2 separate regions of the Mus musculus genome follow, and region 1 is linked to region 2. The links are chromatin loops, found by intact Hi-C in ENCODE. Cell type or tissue: heart. All regions are shown on one strand. Each heading gives the region's core, and the rest is flanking DNA. Links, peaks and the distances in the headings are about the cores only.

The links. Peaks named below come from ENCODE experiments on the same cell type or tissue, not always from the same donor. Only the 100,000 strongest peaks of a DNase experiment are listed, where the experiment ranks them.
Region 1: it touches region 2 in a loop (2.2-fold over the local background); 10 of 42 quality-filtered maps call a loop at or near these places.

The regions. Positions count from the first base shown.
Region 1 is chr5:106,958,853-106,969,454 of GRCm38, reverse strand. It overlaps Cdc7 (cell division cycle 7 (S. cerevisiae)), which reads right to left and starts at 5,133. Exons shown (of 12, transcript NM_009863.3): 1 at 5,030-5,133; 2 at 4,341-4,522; 3 at 514-597; 4 at 161-296. The coding sequence starts at 4,437. In heart, for the core only: a CTCF peak has its summit at 5,075; a DNase peak (open chromatin) is centred at 5,114; H3K4me3 peaks cover 2,174 bases; H3K27ac peaks cover 1,616 bases.
Region 2 is chr5:106,854,091-106,864,692 of GRCm38, reverse strand. It overlaps Hfm1 (HFM1, ATP-dependent DNA helicase homolog), which reads left to right. Exons shown (of 40, transcript NM_177873.3): 32 at 7,075-7,155; 33 at 7,701-7,816; 34 at 9,873-9,952. Among named protein-coding and RNA genes, the nearest start is that of Gm33327, 57 kb to the right of the region's middle. In heart, for the core only: a CTCF peak has its summit at 4,114 (motif pointing left); no DNase peak of the experiment used is centred there.

The sequences.
Region 1 (10,602 bases), core at 1,656-9,655, 100 kb before region 2:
AATTTAAGCATCATGAGGTATAGGGCAAAGCATTACCCAAGAGCAACAATTAGCTGAACACTGTAATTTAGGCACAAGCTCACCATCATTCCTGTTAAGCTACTGTAAATACTATAAACCACACAGAGCCCATTCCATTGAAACTCCTTTAAATGCCTACCCTGCAACTGTCAGACACTGAAGCTCTGCTGCAATCCTCATAGGATGACTTGTGGGAATTAAGTGTTTCAGCGCAATTTTCTCTTCATGTCCTTCTTGCAACTGTGCTGTGGCCAAATAAACAGAGCTGAAGGTGCCTATGAAGCAATCAAGCAAATATTCCAACGTTAGGCTTAAAAAATGCTAATAAAGACAATTCTGTTAAGAAACTGTGATATACTAAGTTATGACTATTCTATCCTAAACATTTATTACTTTCATTCTGTTGAAAGGAGGAGAAAACTTGTTACCACAGTTCCTACCACTATTATGGTTTCGACAGTTTAACAAAGGTGGAACACACCTTTAACTTACCTTCTCCAATTTTGTCCTTAATTTTGAACACATTGACTAGTTGTGGTACAGCTTCACAAAGCTCCTCAATATCTCTTTTAATACCTATGGAGGAAGTTAGAACTAATGAGATACAGTCAGGGTTTTGTTGTTCATGTTGGCTTGGGTCAGGGTCTTTTTACGGCCCAAGCTGGCCAGGGCTTATGATCACCCACCTCTGCCTCCCAAATACCAAGCTTATAATTTCTTAGGTTAAAAAAAAAAAATCAAACAATAAATTATATTTTAAAATAAGTAATTAACCACAATGATAAACATCAAAACTCCATAAGAATTACTAAGAAAGCCGGGCGGTGGTGGCGCACACCTTTAATCCCAGCACTTGGGAAGCAGAGGCAGGCAGATTTTTGAGTTCGAGAGGACAGCCTGGTCTACAAAGTGAGCACCAGGATAGCCAGGGCTATACAGAGAAACCCTGTCTCAAGAAAAAACAAAACAAACAAACAAACAAACAAACAAAAACCAAGAATTGCTAAGAAATTGCTAGTCACAAAATTTTAACTAGCAGGAAAAATAAAAAGCCAGAAAAATTAAACATGGAAACTGTGTACTGTACTAAAGGTACACACTAAGATACAGTCAGTATATATCTGGCCTTTAAGATGAAAATGCTAAGTTTAAAGCAAAAAGGACTAAAGCTGGGTGAGACAGGTGGTGCTGTGATCACTAGATGGCATACTCAGGGCACCGTTCGATAATCCTGAAATCAACTCCCTTTAGCAGAGACAGAAATCCCACAGGCTGGGAAAGTTTTACACACAGAATGGTCAGTCTATCCTCAGAACAAGTCTTCTAAGGTTCTCTAAATTGTGGGGAAAAGTCATTTAATATATTCCCAAAGTTAACAGCATACTCTATCTCAAACCCCAGAAAAACCACTAATTCTAAATAAATATAAAAGTATGCATAGCTAAAATAAGTGGAGGCAGTAACATAAAATCTAATAAACTACTGATTCAAGAACCACAGAAGAATCTTCAGGTATTAAGCAATGGAATTCAAATTGAGCTGTAGAGCAGTTAAGTACACAAGAAATTTTCAAGACAGTATACCAAGCAAACCACAGATCAGAGAAGCTGGGGGTATTGCTCAGTGGTGGGGTACTTGCCCAACAATACAAACCACAGATCAGAGAAGCTGGGGTATTGCTCAGTGGTGGGGTACTTGTCCAACAATACAAACCACAGATCAGAGAAGCTGGGGGTGTTGCTCAGTGGTGGGGTACTTGCCGAACAATACAAAACTCTGAATCTAACTCCTACTGCTGAGGGAGACATTAGAACTAAGTTGATTAGGATCCCAAGTTAGTTTTTAAAATATGTATCCTAGGGCCGGGAAGATGGCTCTGTTGTTAAATGCTTGCCCTGAAAGCACGAGGACCTGAGACCGATCCCAAAACCCATGTAAAAAAGCCAGGCATGGTGGCACACAGTGATCCCAGTGCCCCAGCAGCGGACAGAAAGATCTCTGGGACACACTTGCCAGCCAGCTTAGCTAAACGGGTGAGCTCTAGGCCAAAAAGACAGAAAGGTGAGGAGTACCTGAGGAATGATACACAAGACTGTCCTCTGGCCTCTACATGAATGTATATGCGTGTGTGTGTTCTATTTATATAGACACAGAGTCACACCCACACACACACAGACAGACACACATACACACACCACAGACAAATACACAAACATAAACACAAACACACACAGACATAAATACAGACGCACACAGACATAAACACAGACATATACACACATACACAATACCATTTTAATGTAATGTCCAATTGACAGGGAAAATCCTGTGACACTAAACAGTGGAAAATACTTTGGCTTTCAAAATTTCCCAAATTTTCTTCAATAAACATGAGTCAACAATACTACTAAACAAAGGGCTTTGCTATTCACCTGCTACACCAAGTATTTACTTTATATTATTTATTTATATCAAGCCCCTATTGTGTGCTGAATCCTCTTTGGTTCTACATATACAAAGATAGACAAAATGTTCCAAAACCCCCACCAAAACTAACAACAGCAGCAAAACTTCAATAAGGAGTTAGATAAAGCCTAATTACACAATGGCTTCACGATCTGATATACTGTATGTCCAGGCCTCATCAGTGTTAGTCTTTACTGAAGTTATGTTTCTAACACAGCGAGTCACATTAGGGGCTGGAGAGATGGCTCAGCTGCTAAGAGCACTGACTGCTCTTCCAGAGGTCCCAAGTTCAGTTCCCAGAAACCACATGGTGGCTAACAAACATCTTGTAATGGCATCGATGCCCTCTTCTGGTGTGTCTGAAGACAGCAACAGTGTACTCATATACATAAAATAAATAGATATATTTTTTAAAAATCACATTAAAGAATCCCATGGATAAGAGTTCAGCATGCTTTAAAAAATTATTATGGGAACCATTTGCAATGTCCTATGCTGCATACCATAAAAGTTACAAAACCTTTCAAATAAAGTTCACCCTATTAGTCCACCAGATTTTCAAGATATTAAAAAAGGAGAATTCCCCTGAAAATAATTCTAGAACTAGATCAAATTCATGCATGTGTGACCCCTTTAATTAATAAACAATGTGCACCAGAAGTCAAACTGAATATGGAAAACTGAATGTCTGCACTGTATGTGTACTTGCTAATTAAAAAGAAAAGCCATACTGAAAAACAGGCTATTGTTTTTTAAAAATTAAAAAGGAAAACTAGGTAACAGCAGTGTTTCGAGATGAATCTAACGGCATAGGAGGACACCAACCAGGACAAGCAGCAGCAGCATATACAGCGCAAACAAGCCGGAGAGTGGGAGGACTGCACCCAGGGGGAGCACGGGGAAGGGAGAAGGGGACTCCCAAGTTTTTAAGTTCTGAAGTAACTGTGTTGTTCATCACCAGGAAGAGGACCATTGTTCTAACAACAACGGACAGTTTGGTTTTAGCCAGAATTCAAAAATATGTGATGTTATGCTTTTTTAAATGGGGTTAAAGCTTTTGGGGGGGGGTATATAAATTGTGTATCATAAATTAAAAGTCAAAATTAGTATCTTTTTGGATAAGTCTAAATTTTCTTAGGACAAAGATGGCTAGCTTTTAGGAAAGAATACAGTCAACTGGAATTTTGTTTACAAACATGTATGTTAAGTGAACACTACCACATGGGCACTGTGCACAGTGTTTCTTGGGGTGGGGCTGAGGCAGGGTTGAACTCCTGATCTCCACCTCCCCTTGGGTTTACAGACGTTTACCTCTATGTCCTGCTGAAAGTACACAATATGGGACTTTTCAGCCACCTTCTAAAACTAGAGTCTGCGGCTGAGCTACATTCCACTTTACGAAGAAAAAAGTATCCGTTACAAACATTCCACTTGTTTCTGCCTGTGAATTTTGTTTATGAATCCTTAATCCCTTCCCCACCAATTCCTAAAACCAAACTTTACACAGTAAGGCTACAGTGGGTGTGGAAGAAAAAAGTCAGGTGTCAACAAACATGCTTTCCTAAAAAGCCACTAATATTTGGACCCAACCGACGTCCTCTAAAATGAAAACTGGATTCCACACCTCTTAAAACGCGATCCAATCCTAAATCTAGACTTCATGATATTATGTTGACATGTGAAATTTAAACATACAACTCAGTTTACTAGTCAGGTGTGTGTGTGGTTTTTCTGTTTATTTCTGGGAGTGTAATTTAATTACATTTCTTTTTTCCCCTTTCCTCGAATTAGAAGATGCAGACTGGCTGCCCGTGCGACTTCAGAACCGTGTGACCGTGGCATTGAGCACATACCTGAAAGTTTAACACTCTGCTCATATTTTTTTAAAGAGTCATCAGCCGGACACCTGTCACTGCCACGAAGGGAAGAAAACGCCATTGGCTCCTCCATCTGAGTCCCCAAAGAGGCTTCCACTACGCACGACTGGGATGCAAAGAGCGGGCTACGGGGTCATGTGCACAGGCGAGAGCAGCAGCTGTGAAAATCACAACACGGTGAGAAGGGCGAAGTAGCTCACCCAAGCAGGCACGCACCAAACCACCTGCCCTTCAGGAGGTAGCACTAAAACCCGCACCATATGTCCAAATCCCAGCCGGAGCGGCGTCGCTGCCACTGGCCTGCGGCGAGCACTCCCGCGGGGGACAGGTGGAGCGGGCTGCAGCCGGCTAGGGATCCCCGGGAGGCTGCGGGGAAGGACTGCGGTTTGCCCGGGAGGAAGTCGCTCGCCAGGGCGTGACACTCCACTCGACTGGAGCCGACCGAGGGCAGCAGGGTGCCAACAGAAGGATAAATGAATGAATGGGCCGCCCTGGGCGAGTGCGTAGGGCGGACTGTCCGCCAGTGCCAACGGGAAGCTCAGTGCGCAGGCGCACCTCTTCCCGCCGCGGGATGCCCGCAGGGCGACACGACCTAAGTCACGATCAAGAACTCGTCCCCGGTCCCTCACCGTCCACGGCAGGGGGGAAAACTGTCAGAAACTCACGGTTCACAGAAGTTAGGACGTCCGCGGTCGCTTCCCTCAGGAGCGTCCCACTGAGCCGGGCCGCCAGGCGCGCATGCGCGATTCTTCCCGCGCTGCTTTGAATTGCTCATGCGCATTCCGAAGCCCTCGGCGCCTGCGCAAGAGGCGTGGTTTTTCAAGGCGGGGCGGTCGGAAAGGAAGAGTGCAGCAGAGAGGGCTCGGTGGTCCTTTGCTGAGTTAGCGAGCCCCAGGACTAAAAAGGCGCCCGGGATTCCTCGTCCCGTCGCCCGGTCCTTAGCGTTCTCTCTCGGCCTCACACTGTGGTCTCAACACGCTGGACACTTCTCGGGTAAAAGGCACTTGGTTGAGTCCGGTTTTACTTTTCTCAACGAAAAACAAAAAGTTTAACCACTGGTTCTTGAGGATCTTATAGTAGAGACCAGCTGCAATGTATGTTGATCATTTATTTAGTTGTGATATAAACCAGTTTTTAGGGACTGAGCGAATAACGGTGGTGAATAAGGCAGTCAAAAAGCTATCCCAATTTCGCGTCTTTTAGTAACCCACTAAGTCTATATTGCGTGGGTGTGGAGTGATCCACTGGATTATGCATCGGACTCTTAACACCGGTTGCATCTCCAAAAAGAATGATCCCTCCTGGCCTGGCAACTACGCTCTGCCAGGGCCTCAGTAAGGGACTGGGCCAGGAAATTCCCTACCCCATCAATGCTGGAATTTTGGCCCCTCTTGTTCAGGTAACCCCACTATCGAGAGTCATGCCATAGCCAGAACTTGACAACCCCAGCTCTGACATTCTTAGACGACAGTCCACCTCCACTAGAGCAGCCTAGCCCAGACCAGAGAGAGTGTCCAGCTATAGGCATGTTTATTCAATCAATAATTTTTACTAGCTCCTGGAATATCATAACTGTGATTTTCATGCTACAATCTGTTTACATGGTATACAGGTGTGTGTATGTGTGTAAATACATACATAGTAAAAGAATTTCTAAGGAGTTAGTATTATTACCATTCATTAGATTAGTTAACACAGTGAAAGACCACAAATATTTTTTTTACTTTAGCATTAATAGTGAAGAATTATAAGTAGTGTTTTCTGATAGTTCTTTTTTTTACAAGAAAGCCCCAATTTACCTTTTGCCCATGAAAAATACATTTACCTCATAATCTTCCACAAGGCACAGATGGAGAAAATATGACAAAACTCTATGCTGATTTTATTAGTCAGGGTTCTTTAAGGAACAGAATTGACAGAATGAGTATGCAGATGTGTGAATGTATGTATTTATGTGAATGTGTATATATGTGTATGTGCTATTTATCAGAGTGGCATGCATGCTGTGGTCCAGGTTGTCCAACAATGGAAAGGCAAAGAATCTGGTATCTTTGCTGGATGTCTCAGTAGTTCCAATCTGCTGCTGGTGTCCCAGGGAATTCCTAGAGAGCTTCTGACCTTCAGTTTGCTTCCAAAGGAGTGGTTCCAACACCAATGACAGCTCAGCATCAGGGTAAATGGACTTGCCAGTGAGAGCAAGGGGAGCAGGCAAAGAGCAAAGCTTCCTTCTCTTACTTCCGACTGTGTGGGCTGCCAGCAGCAGTGGTGGTCTAGATTCACGGTGGACCTTCTCATCTCAGATGATCGGGATTTACAGTGGATCTCCCACCTCAAACAAACAAACCTAGAAAAGTCCCTCATAGGAAGACCCACATGCTTGAGTTTCAGTTCATTCCAGATGCAGCTAAGCTGAGAACCAAGATTAGCCACCATACCCTTGTCCTTGTTAAAAGCATGGCTGCAGGGCTGAAGACATGGTTTAGCGTTTAAGAGCACTGGCTGCTCTTTCAAAGGACTAAGGTTTACATCCCAGTACCCACATGGCAGTTCACAACTGTCTGTAACTCCAGTTCCAGGTGACCTGACAGACCTCTATGGAGGCAGAACATCGATGTAAATACATTTTTAAAGTTTCTTTGTTTTAAAGCATGACTGGACAGTCAGTGAGTCTGATGATAAGAAGGAAGGGAAGAAACTAGGAATGATGGTTATGTTGTAATTTCAGCACTTGGGAAGATGAGACAGGAGGATCATCACAAGTTTGAAGGCAATCTCGGCTACATTAGAGAGACCTTAGTTCAAAAGCTAAAAAAAATAAAAGTGTAAAGGTAAGGGAGAGCTGTCATAGGTGTGAGGCAGTGGTGGAGCTCTTCACGCTCCTCAACTTCAAGGCCCCGAGTTCACTCCCTAGTACCACCACTATGAACACACACACACTCACATACATTCACATACACTGCACACACTCAACACATAGACAGTTTATCCCCAGATATCATTCAATGCTAGAAATACCTCTCTGACTCTTCCTCCAAAGCAAGAACTTTGTTTTCAGAGATATAGGGAGCCAGTGGGGAATCAAGGTCTTCTCAAAGAGCTTGAGTTATATACTTTGTCTGTGAGTGTATGCACACATGTGTGTAGGAGGGTGCATGTGTATCTGTGTGCATGTGGGTAGAAGCAAGAGGATATCCTCAGGTTTCATCATTTCTCAGGTGCTGTCTATCTTTTGTTTTGTTGAGACAGGGTCTTTCTTTGACTTCGAACTCTCCAACTAGGCTAGGCAGGCTGGCCAGCTTTCTATAAGTTCCACCCACTTCTGCCTTCCTGTTATTGGGATCACAAGATCACACACAAACCCCACTTTAAAAATATGGTTTTTTGGCCTCCAATTCAGGTTCTCACTCTTCTAGGTCAAGGGCTTTACCAGTGCATCGAACTCTCCAGCCCAAGCTATACACTTCAAGAATATAGAGCTCCCATCTCTCATGGTCATTGCATAGGTAAGGAAGTAATGTGGGGACCAACTATCAAAAGAGAAAACAGAGACCCGCAAACGAGAATCGTTAGTGCCTTCTTAGAAACAACATAAAAGAGAGCATCTCAAATATCAGCCTTAAAATTAGAACAGAAGCCAATATACATTCTGGTATTTGATCCTAGAAAGAGACAAAGATCTTCTAAACACTCTTCTATCTGACAGAAATCATGTCTCCCAGATGGTGTTAGGCTTCAGTAATCAGAATTTCTGGCCCTGTGAATCACATCTGGAACTTGTCAAAGCAAGTTAACTTTACAAGACAGCTCCTTGTGGCAGCACCTCTGGCCAGGGTGCTCCTTCTGTCGAATTCCCACTGTCCTTTCCCCTTGAATAGTCACCGTGATTATAAAAATGAGGGGAACATTCCCTTAAACCTCAGGTTGTGCTTGGGGGAAAAGTGGGGGAAGATAACAAGGTTGCCATGATAATCACTAACAATCAGCATTCCAAATGTTCTTCTCTCTTAAGCAAACCTTGAGTGAGCAGTTACGGAAATGAATGTGGCTATCTTGTTATATTTGCTCTTCTACAGTAAGAGATTAGGAAATTCTTTTAACAAACGTAGCAAAAGGACTATTCAGTTGCAAGGCCTGCAAATCTGTTGTTAAATTCTACAAGAATCCAGAGTCCAAGACTGTTTGACTAGACCCTTCAGTCCCAGCATGGCTGCAGTCAGTAACTCATCAGAATGTTACCTCTGCCTGTTACGAATCAAGAAGTATGCCTTAGTTCACAGCTCTTTCTACTGTAGTGTTCTAGCAAGCCCCATTGGCGGATACTGAAACATAGGGAGACAATTTGTGACAAGTCAGGCCCAGGAGGGTGCACCCCATGTGTTCCAAGAAAACACCTGGCAATGTGAGAAGGGAACAGGATGTAACCAGGCTCCAGCTCTGTGGTTCATGTTTATTCAATAGTGTCAAAGCCCTCAAGGTCATATGGATCCTAACATGGACACACCCAAGGTAAAGGGGTAGGAGATCCTAGGTGGATTCTTTTTAGCCCAAGGCCAGTAGTCTTTTAACAGCAAGTGCTAGTAATAATAGAGCCAGGAAATAGGATGCTGTAGACTTGTGGCATCCAGGGAGGTGAACTTAGTCTTTGTGTAGTATAATCATCCCTTAGTGTCTCACTCTATATCTGGCTCTTAGGATCCCTGGGCCTCAGCTTCATTAGTCTTCAGAATGAAACATTGGCTTGATCAATGATTTCCACACACAGTGCCTTGCCATTTATTTCTTCATAAAGGTGAACCTAAGATACAGGGCTAGGAATTGCCTACTTGCTAAGATGCACCTTTCTGTGTGTAGATGCACACGTGGTAACATCTGGTATAGACACATCTTTCAAAACCTCCTTTATCAAGGGTTCTCAAATGCTTCAACCCCACTTCTAGCCCACCATCCAAAGATAGTGAAGAAAAGATGGTAAATAGGACAAGAGGATGTGAGCCTGTTTAGAACTATCTCTTTGGGGAGATTCCAAAGGCTTGTGCAGGCCAGGATCTTTGGAAAATCGACAAAGGCAAGAGAGAGCCTAGTTAAGGCTTGTTCCCTTCTCACAATGCAACGTTGTTTCTTAGAATGCGTGGGGCATACCCTCCTGGGTCTGACCTGTTACAAATTTTTACCCTATGATTTGCTATCTTTGTCAGGACACCAGCAGTTCAGTTCAGTAGTGTCAGGATATCAAGCATAAATCAGCAATGGTGGTATGATCCAGCAGAAACCGCTAGGCCTCCACTGAATTGGCACATGTGACCAGGAACAGCTAGAATGCTAGTTCTCTGCTGTGCCCCTCTCAACAAAGTGAAGATCAGCAAAGATGCAAGGCCAACAAAGTGTGTGAGGCCAGTGAAGTGTTGTACAGCTAGCTCTCTCCAAACATCATGTGCCCTCTCATGGGTCTTGCCTCAGCAAAATACCATGTGAGTCTACATCACATGACTCAACCAGAAACTTCCACTTCAACCTAGTCTTGGTGTATGCATGCTGATTGATGTACACTGAGAGATGCACCCAGCCTCCCACCCTGCTCCTGGCCATCAGCTCATGTGAGACCCTCTGAGTCATTCTTCATGAACTGTGACAGAACACAGTTATCTTTCACAATCATTTTCCCTCATCACACCCATAACCCAACTTTTAAGAATCTTGCACTTTCAGCCAGGCGGTGGTGGCCCACGCCTTTAATCCCAGCACTTGGGAGGCAGAGGTGGGCGGATTTCTGAGTTCAAGGTCAGCCTGGTCTACAAAGTGAGTTCCAGGACAGCCAGAGCTACAAAGAGAAAAAAAAAAAGAATCTTGCACTTTCAAGGGCACTAGACAGAGAGAAATTCTCCATGCCAGCCTGGGCAGATTGCCAAGTATTGCAGTGTATTATTAACTCTTAATGGTCAGAGTGTTAATTGTCATTAGGCCCAAGAAAAATCTTCAGACCAAAGCTGCTGCAGTTATTATTCAATTTCTGCTGTAATAAAATGTTTATATCAAATAGGATTTATTCTTATATCTAATCTTGGTATTCTTTTGTTCCTTGGTCATATGACATGACAGTGGGCCTGCACAAACTAACTTTTCCAAGAAGGGGAGGATCTTAGTATTTCATTCTTTTACCTTTTATCCACACCATTCTTTATCTATCAATATAAGCCCCTGTGTAGGTCAGAGATAACCCTAGCCACTCTAACTCTATTGC
Region 2 (10,602 bases), core at 901-8,900:
AAGGTCTGATAGAACTCTGCACTAAACCCATCTGGTCCTGGACTTTTTTTGGTTGGGAGACTATTAATGACTGCTTCTATTTCTTTAGGGGATATAGGACTGTTTAGGTCATTAATCTGATCCTGTTTTAACTTTGGTACCTGGTATCTGTCTAGAAATTTGTCCATTTCATCCAGGTTTTCCAGTTTTGTTGAGTATAGCCTTTTGTAGAAGGATGTGGTGGTGTTTTGGATTTCTTCAGGATCTGTTGTTATGTTTCCCTTTTCATTTCTGATTTTGTTAATTAGGATGCTTTCCCTGTGCCCTCTAGTGAGTCTGGCTAAGGATTTATCTATCTTGTTAATTTTCTCAAAGAATCAGTTCCTTGTTTGGTTGATTCTTTGAATCGTTCTTCTTGTTTCCACTTGGTTGATTTCAGTCCTGAGTTTGATTATTTCCTGCCTTCTACTCCTCTTGGGTGAATTTGCTTCCTTTTGTTCTAGAGCTTTTAGGTGTGTTGTCAAGCTGCTAGTGTGTGCTCTCTCTAGTTTCTTTTTGGAGGCACTCAGAGCTATGAGTTTTCCTCTTAGAAATGCTTTCATTGTGTACCATAAGTTTGGGTATGTTGTGGCTTCATTTTCATTAAACTCTAAAAAGTCTTTAGTTTCTTTCTTTATTCCTTCCTTGACCAAGGTATCATTGAGGAGAGTGTTGTTCAGTGTCCACGTGAATGTTGGCTTTCTATTATTTATGTTGTTATTGAAGATCAGCCTTAATCCATGGTGATCTGATAGGATGCATGGGACAATTTCAATATTTTTGTATCTGTTGAAGCCTGTTTTGTGACCAGTTATATGGTCAATTTTGGAGAAGGTATCATGAGGTGCTGAGAAGAAGGTATATCCTTTGATTTTAGGATAAAATGTTCTGTAGATATCTGTTAAATCCATTTGTTTCATAACTTCTGTTAGTTTCATTGTGTCCCTGTTTAGTTTCTGTTTCCACGATCTGTCCATTGATGAAAGTGGGGTGTTGAAGTCTCCCACTATTATTGTGTGAGGTGCAATGTGTGCTTTGAGCTTTACTAAAGTGAATGTGGTTGCCCTTGCATTTGGAGCATAGATATTCAGAATTGAGAGTTCCTTTTGGAAGATTTTACCTTTGATGAGTATGAAGAGCCCCTCCTTGTCTTTTTTGATAACTTTGGGTTGGAAGTCAATTTTATTCGATATCAGAATGGCTACTCCAGCTTGTTTCTTCACACCGTTTGCTTGGAAAATTGTTTTCCAGCCCTTCACTCTGAGGTAGTGTCTGTCTTTTTCCCTGAGATGGTTTTCCGGTAAGCAGCAAAATGTTGGGTCCTGTTTGTGTAGCCAGTCTGTTAGTCTATGTCTTTTTATTGGGGAATTTAGTCCATTGATATTAAGAGATATTAAGGAAAAGTAATTGTATTATTTTTGTTGTTAGAGTTGGTATTCTGTTCTTGTGGCTGTCTTCTTTTAGGTTTGTTGAAGGATTACTTTCTTGCTTTTTCTAGGGTGTAGTTTCCGTCCTTGTATTCGTTTTTTTTTTTTTTTTTTTTTCTGTTATTATCCTTTGAAGGGCTGGATTCGTGGAAAGATAATGTGTGAATTTGGTTTTGTCATGGAATACTTTGGATTCTCTATCTATGGTAATTGAAAGTTTGGTTGGGTATAGTAGCCTGGGATGACATTTGTGTTCTCTTAGTGTCTGTATAACATCTGTCCAGGATCTTCTTAGTCTCTGGTGAAAAGTCTGGTGTAATTCTGATAGGCCTGCCTTTATATGTTACTTGACCTTTTTCCCTTACTGCTTTTAATATTCTATCTTTATTTAGTGCATTTGTTGTTCTGATTATTATGTGTCGGGAGGAATTTCTTTTCTGGTCCAGTCTATTTGGAGTTCTGTAGGCTTCTTGTATGTTCATGGGCATCTCTTTCTTTAGGTTTGTGAAGTTTTCTTCTATAATTTTGTTGAAGATATTTGCTGGCCCTTTGAGTTGAAAATCTTTATTCTCGTCTACTCCTATTATCCGTAGGTTTGGCCTTCTCATGTGTCCTGGATTTCCTGGATGTTTTGAGTTAGGATCTTTTTGCATTTTGCATTTTCTTTGATTGTTGTGCCCATGTTCTCTAAGGAATCTTCTGCACCTGAGATTCTCTCTTCCATCTCTTGAATTCTGCTGCTGATGCTCACATCTATGGTTCCAGATTTCTTTCCTAGGGTTTCTATCTTCAGTGTTGTCTCACTTTGGGTTTTCTTTATTGTGTCTACTTCCCTCTTTAGGTCTTGTATGGTTTTGTTCAATTCCATCACCTGTTTGGTTGTGTTTTCTTGTTTTTCATTAAGAACTTCTACCTTTTTAGCAGTGTTCTCCTGTATTTCTTTAAGTGAGTCATTAAAGTCCTTCTTAACAAAAACAAAAACAAAACAAAACAAAAACAAAAAAAAGCCGGGCATGGTGGCACACGCCTTTAATCCCAGCACTTGGGAGGCAGAGGCAGGCAGATTTCTGAGTTCGAGGCCAGCCTGGTCTACATAGTGAGTTCCAGGACAGCCAGGGCTATACAGAGAAACCCTGTCTCGAAAAAACAAAAAAAAAAAAAAAACAAACAAAAACAAACAAACAAAAACAAACAAAACAAAACAAAAACAAAAATAAAGTCCTTCTTGATGTCCTCTACCATCATCATGAGATATTCTTTTATATACGGGTCTAGCTTTTTGGGTGTGTTGGGGAATCCAGGACTGGCTAAGGTGGGAATGCTGGGTTCTGATGATGGTGAGTGGTCTTGGTTTCTGTTAGTAAGATTCTTATGTTTGCCTTTTGCCATCTGGTAGTCTCTGGAGTTAGTTGTTATAGTTGTCTCTGGTTGGAGCTTGTTCCTCCCGTGATTCTGTTAGCCTCTATCAGCAGACCTGGGAGACTAGCTCTGTCCTGAGTTTCAGTGGTGAGAGTGCTCTCTGCAGCCAAGCTCTCCTCTTGCAGGGAAGGTGCCACAGATATCTGGTGTTTGGACCTGCCTCCTGACAGAAGATAAAGGCCCAAAACAGGGCCTGTCCCAGAAGCTGTGTCGCTTCCGTCTGTCACAGAAGCTGTGTAGCTTCTGTAGTCCACACTCTCACCTGCGCAGACTAGTCTCTGAGGGATCTGGGAACCAAGATGGCTCCCCCAGGTGCTCTGGCAAAGCCCTCCCAGGCGGGGTGGACACCTCTCCTCTCAGGGCCAAACCTTCTAACAGTGCCATTTCTTGGGCAGAACATATACAAACCATCACACCCACCTCTATTTTCTCTGCCTGGAAGATCCATCCTCCACTGCCTGCCCAGCTATTGGCCATCAGCTTTTTATTACAGCTAGTCAGATATAATTCTAGACTGCCTTAGGCAGGTGAGGAAGAACAAGTATTTACAGAATATGAGCCAGGTGATGGGCCATAAAAATAACAAGACCAAGATTCTGCCAGCATTTAGCTCTCTGCTGGAACAGAATTAACAATTGAGACCACAGAGACACACCTTCACACAGTGTACCTCAACATGTACTCAGTCGTGGGGCTCACAGTTTCTGAAATAAAGAGTAATAGCATTAAAGGTCACATGGGTCCTGACACAGTAATAATAGTAGGAGACTCACAAACTACCTCACTGTCACGTCTACAGAGGCTATTCAAACTAAAACACAGCCTAGGAGCTTCAGAATGAATTACACCACCCATCAACAGCACTTAAGAGATAGCTAAACAGCCAGGCCTGGTGGCACATGCCTTTAATCCCGGCACTTGAGAGGCAGAGGCAGGCGGATTTCTGAGTTTGAGGCCAACCTGGTCTACAAAGTGAGTTCCAGGACAGCCAGAGCTATACAGAGAAACCCTGTCTCGAAAAAAACCAAAAAATAAATAAATAAATAAATAAATAAATAAATAAATAAATAAAATAGCTAAACAATATTTCATCAATACAGAGAGCATACACTCCTCATTCCTGATGAGACCTTCGAATCCTGCCATGAAATACTGAGGAGTCCCCAGAGTTCCTGTCAAGTTTCTAGACCCCAGTTAATTTCTGCTAAGGGGAGCACAGTTGCATACACTGTCCTGGTGCACCATCTTGTGGCCGCTTTTCAAACCACAGCTCTCAAAAGTCTTTATGAAGAAGCTTTATGACAAAAGAACAATATACAAGGCATTTCCTCCTAGTCATCTCATCTCCTAAATAGTAGGTTTTCTCTAAGTGAGTAAAATGGACCCTTTCAGGTAGAATCAGCACAGCTACCATAACTCCAGAGGAAGAATGCTTGAGAGAAAAGGCTCTGGAAGTTGACCACAGAGATTAGACACTTCCAATTTTCTATATGTTAAGCCTGTAGTTTGAGCATGTACTCTGCATCTGCTACAAGTTAGGTTTCTTACATACACAGTAGAAGACAACTGAGGGTGACCAGATAGTTGAGGAAAATGTGGAATGTGGAAAACCTCAAAGCAAACACAAGTGGATAGAAGACCAATGGGACAGTTCCAGGATATAAACATAATAGCAGCCTCCTAGAAATTAAGCATCAATTTGCTGCTATAAGTGTAATAATAGGCCATAGATGAAAAGAACAAGAATAGTCACAGAGAAGGCAAGTCTGTGATTAGATGCACACACTGGAGACAAAGTCCAATCTAAGTGATCCCTGGATCCATGTGGTAGGAGAGAACCAGCTCCAACAAGTTGTTCTTGGCCACACACACACACACACACACACACTCTCACACACACACTCACACACACATACACTCACATACACAATCACACACATACACACACACACACACACACACACACACACACACACACACACCTGGCATTAACACTTTATTTTGGAAAGAGGTTTTTTTTTACAGTATAGTAGACATCTGTATTAGCCAGAAGATGGGGATGTTCCATTATTTTTCTAGATTTTGAGATTTTTTTCTTATCTCTAGTTTCAGAAATAATTACACAGAAATTTTTTCTGTCTTTTACTGTAGTCACAAAATGGCTTTATCTGAGTGTTGTTTGTATTTTCCAAGTCTTGTTCAGTTGAGAACACTGTAGTATAACTATTTGCTTTCAGGTGCCAGGGATTTATTATTATTACTAATACTCTCAGCACTTGTATGTGACAGTTAATCTTCGCTGTGAATTTGACTGGATTTACAATCACATAGGAAACACACTTCTGGTTTCAGGAAGTGTATGTGCTCTGTGTGGGTATGTGAACCTGAATGCAGGTGCCCACAGAGGACAGAGGGGTTGAATCTCCTTGGAGTGAGAATTACAGGCAGTTGTGAATCACTCTGGCTTCTGTGAGCTTGGGTTCTCTGAAAGGCAGTTCATGCTCTTAACCGCTGAGCTGTCTGTCTCCAGTTGTCAGATGTTTTGTCACAGCATCAAGACAAGTGGCCAACACACTGCTACACAGATTTTGTCACTGTAACACCTGAAACAATTTAACTGAGGAAGGATTTATTTCAGCTCAGCAGTTTTAGCTCGCTCATGCTAGCTGCTGCAGTGGTTCTGGACCTGTGAGGTCGTGAGCATTGGGGTCAAGGTGTGGTTGGGCAGAGCTGCTTATCGATGACATCTAGGAGCAGAAAGAAACACATAGGAGCCAGGGACGAGATAAGTCTTCCAAAGCAATCCCTGCCCAAGCTTGAGGAGCTAGACCCCATGTCCTAGCGCCATTCTTGATGGTGCTGGGTTATAAAACCCTGGATGAATTGGTCCAGAGAGGACAGCAACAGCCTGCATGCACCGGTCACCAGTCAGGGACCAATACCTGAGCCTTGGGGGTACATTTTATATCCAAACCATAGAGTACCTACCATACCAACCATTTCAGTCCTCAAAGAGATGAGACGCCTGCCTTTGTAGTGAGACACCTCATCAGTTTCTCCAGACTGCCTCAGATAGATTTTAAGTGTCTAACTGTGCCATGACTTGAAAAGATTGAACAAGGACACTAAAAACAAAGGCCAAGGAAGGTTATAAATGTCTTCAATACTCGGCAGTATTCCAGGTCATTTAACATTTGTGTTACAGCAAAGACTGTGCCCACAGTCTTGTGTCCCATGGTCACCTCTATATGGAATATTTTCTCCTTGTCCCCTTCCTGTGTCCAGACCCTTTTATCCTCTAAGGACAATTAACATATCCTCCCCTCCTCAATGTTACTAGTCAGAACTAAAACCAAGAGAAATATATTTAAAACATAGTAAATGTGGCAGGCCTGGTAGCAGTTCTAGTTAGAGAACTGAGGCAGGAGGCTCAGGTGTTCAAGGCAACTTAGATGCTTTTTCAAAACAAAAGATAGGAAAAGCAGGCTGGGGTACAGCTCAGTGGTAGAGTGCTAATTTAGCATGCACAGAACCTGTGCTCAATCCCTAGTACTATAATAATAATTAATAATAATAATACAGAAAACCCACAGATGATCAGATATTAATTTTATATACTTATATAGAGATATTAATTTATATCAATATAATATATGTGATTAATAAATTATATATGTGGATACATTTGTTATAGCTTAGAGACACCAAGCTGGAAGTATTCTTTCCTTTCTTTGAATTCTTGTAGCAAATTTTATGTCCCTAAAGCATTTATTTATAATTCACTAAGTTTATATGACATCCTATTTCCTAACCAATCAGGATGCCCCCAAAATGCTGTGAGATTTGCTTTTTCCAAATGCTCAGCTTTAAGTACATAACAAAGTTTAAAATCCCTGTCTTCATTCTTCTATAAGGATAAAATTTGTTGTTGATACTCTGCTGTATTTGGTTGTACTTACATTAGAGAAGCTGAAAGCTGCTTTTAAGTGGCTAAATGTTCCATATGAAAAGCTGGGGTGAATTTGATAGTGGGACAGAGACTGCTACTAGAAATATCTTTTTTAAAAAACTGTATAGGCTAATATTTGAAAAAGTGTGAAAGTTGTATTCTTGCTACTACCTTATAAAAAAGAATGGACTGAAAGTGTTTGTATTAAATTTATAATAGTATTTATATTAACAAATGGATTTCTTTCTTACATTAATTTAGGAATGGCTACCTGCAAAAAACCTGGGAACAGAGAATGCCATCATCACTGTAAAAATAAACACGCATGTGGACATGACTGCTGTGAGTGTTGTTAGGGTTACCTCAAAGTCCTTGCAGAGGGCTGAGTCCAGGTCCAGTCACCCACAGTAGTGCTCCACGACTTCAGGTCCAGGGTCTGGGACCCCCTCTTCTGGCCTCCAAGGGTGCCTGCACTCATGTGCTCACACACACACATACAATTAAGGATAAAAACTTTTTAAAAAGAAGTGTATTTAGTGAATAATAATCATATGCTAATTTTCTATGTATGATACTTACATCATTCAACTTATAACTTTACAAATAGTTTTCCTTTGTGGTAGGGAAAAACAACATGAAAAAACTAAACGTTAGATTTGACATTTCAAAGACATTTAGTTTAGTTTTGTTTTTTAATACTACCAAAAACTGTAATACAAAAAAAAAAAATCTAAAGTTTCACTGGCCATCTGGTCATATCTATTATCCAGTACTTTGGAGGCTGAGACAGGAAGATTGTGAGTTGAAGGCCAGATTGAGCTGCATAACAAGATCCTGCCTTAAAAAACAGAAGTGACCAGAGAGGAATCTGTGCTTTCTTTTCACAGGTAAAATTGGAGTTGCACAAAAGCCGGAAGTTAAAGAGTCAGCAATGTCTTCATATCTGTCTGACTTAAAAAGCAGAGATGCTGTTTCTTCTCTTCCTCTAGCCAAGCGACTCAAGGCAAGTTTTTATCCTTTGCTCTGCAGTTAAGCAAATGCAAATATCACTTGTCCTCTGTGTCACTTAGGAAAGTGGAGAGCTACAGTGTTCTTTAAAAGTCTTTATGGGCTCAACTAGGAATGATCATAATTTATAATCACTTGATAAATCTATTTTTGGAACCTAACTGTGCAGCCCCTTCCTTCCCAAGTCTAGTGACTGCTCAAATTAGAGAACGAGAAAGAGAGTCTGAGCTCGACTTGGGGCAGCAGTAGCTGGAACCAGGAAAGGTTGCCCTGTCTTGGCTTTGAGCTGGTCCAGGTTGGAAATTCTGAAGTAAATTTGGATTCTTGCCCCCAAGGCTGGAAGCAGCAAGTGTTTACTGCTTGGTAGGCTAGTCACACATAGTGATGAAGATAAGTAGACTAAAATTTAAAGGTCTGGAGTATTTGGTGGTAGTGGAGAGGTGTCCCAAGTAGCTGAAGTAGCAGTATATCTGGAAAAGTAGTGAGCAGTGAGGCCGAGAGGAGAATAGGAACAACATGCAAACAATTTTGTTATTTTAGAGATTTATATTTCACACTCAAAATATCTAGAAATATTAAGGTGCTTTAATCAATGATATGCTCAGAGCTGGATCATTCTAGCTGCAATGAAGAGGAGGAGTTTAAAGATTTTTAAAAGTAGGAACATGATGTGATGATGTATATGCTTGGGCCAGGGAGTGACACTATTAGAAGGTGTGGCCTTGTTCGAGTGGGCGTGGGCTTTAAGACCCTCATCCTAACTGCCTGGAAGTCAGTATTCTGTTAGCAGCCTTCAGATGAAGATGTAGATAGAACTCTCAGATCCTCCTGCACCATGCCTGCCTGGATGCTGCCATGTTCTCACCTTGATGTTAATGGACTGACCCTCTGAACCTGTAACCCAGCCCCAATTAAATGTTGTCCTTATGAGAGTTTCCTTGGTCATGGTGTCTGTACAGCAGTAAAACCCTAACTAAGACACATGGAAACTCATTAGGTTGTTTTGCCGGAATTGAAGCAAATGGTGGTAATCCAGGGTGTTGGGTAGGCCATGGAGAAGTGACTGGGCTTAAAGCATTTTTTTCAGAGGTACTTCATTGCTTGTGAGGGCAAGGTGAAAGAAGCAGCTAAAGTCAATGCCCAGCTTTCTGGCTTGATCAACTGGTAGAAAGCTGGGCCTCTCTAGAGCAGAGAGAGTGAAGGGAAATCAAGTTAGGGAAGACAGAATAGATTCAGTTTAGGAAACACTGGATTTAGGGCTGGAAGTAGTAAAGTGCTCAGTGGTTTAGTGCTTGCCTAAAGTTTGTGTACCAGTTCCTTTTCTATTGATGTCATAAAAATCCCATGGCTAAGGAAACCTACACAAGAGGGTATTTGAATTTTTGGTTCCAGAGGGTGAGTTTAACATAGGGGGAGGCATGGCAGCAGGAGCAGAAGCTAAGGGCCCACACCTTGAACTGCACATATGAAGCAGAGAGCACAACATGAAATGGCAGGATTCTTTAAACTCTCAAAGCCTACCTCCAGTGACATACTTCCTCCAGAAAAGCCACACCTTGTAAACCTTCCCAAACAATGCCACCAGCCGGGGATGAAGTGTTGAAATACATAAGCCGTGGGGGAATTCTCATCTGAATTCTGAGTTCAATTTTCAAATACCATATCGCAAAAACCAAGATATCCACATAAAGATGCCCTAGAGGCAGTTGGCTATGCCTAGAAATCAGAAGAGAAAGGGAACAAAAATAGAAATATGAATTTGAGAGTCATCTGTAGAAATGTAATTTAAGGCATGGAAGTCAGAAGATCTTTCTGACAGTATATCATATATAGAGTGAGAAGAGAGGGATAAGTTAAAACAAACAAAAACTATGAAAATTATCTTATTTTTAAGAAGGGGCTGAGAAGAATATTTGAGTTGAGAACTAGTCCAAGACTCTCCTAATTCATTGATTTCTGGGCTTTATTTACCTGCAAAAACTTTACTATTTGGTTTATTTGTGAAAGTGATAGTTGAAATTGTAATAGCATTTTTTGTTTTTAATTTGTAGATACAGATGAACAAATCTCAAAATGTGGACCTTAAAGAGTTTGGTTTTACTCCAAGGCCTTCCCTTTCCAGTATATCAAGGTACAAATACAATGTTACTATCTAAGGTAAAGTAGTCAGTTAAATGCTGCTCCTCCAGACAGCCACCTATTCAAGAGGAGTTAGTCACTCCCTACTCAGTGAAAATCACTGTAATCATTTAGTTTCATAATACAGCAACACTATCGTAAGGGCTTTAGTATTTCATGTTACCATTTCTTGAATCTCTTTCCTAGGAAACCATCCATCCCTAATGTCATCCCCTGGTTCTCAGCTTTCTAAGAGACAGGAGGTGCTTTACAAGGAAGCCCATGTTGGTATACCCAGTCTAATCTTTCCCTGCAGGTGCTAATTCCATATTAATAATACCTTAGACTTGAAAAATACATTATAATTTGAAATTTTGCTTGTGCAATATATCTTTTAACCTCCATAACAACCTGGCTCATAAAGTAATGTTATCACATGCTATTTTATATTGTTTATTACCTGGTTGATGCTGTGAAGCAGTATCTTGGTATGTAGCCCAGGCTGGCCTTCAGTTAATTATATAGTCTAGACTTGTCTCACACTCATCATCCTATTGCCTTAACTTCTCAGGTGCTGAGAGTATAACTGTATACCTCAGTGCATGATGTTTATTTAATTTTATTAATAAAAACCTAGACCTCATATTTCCAGTTAATAATTAG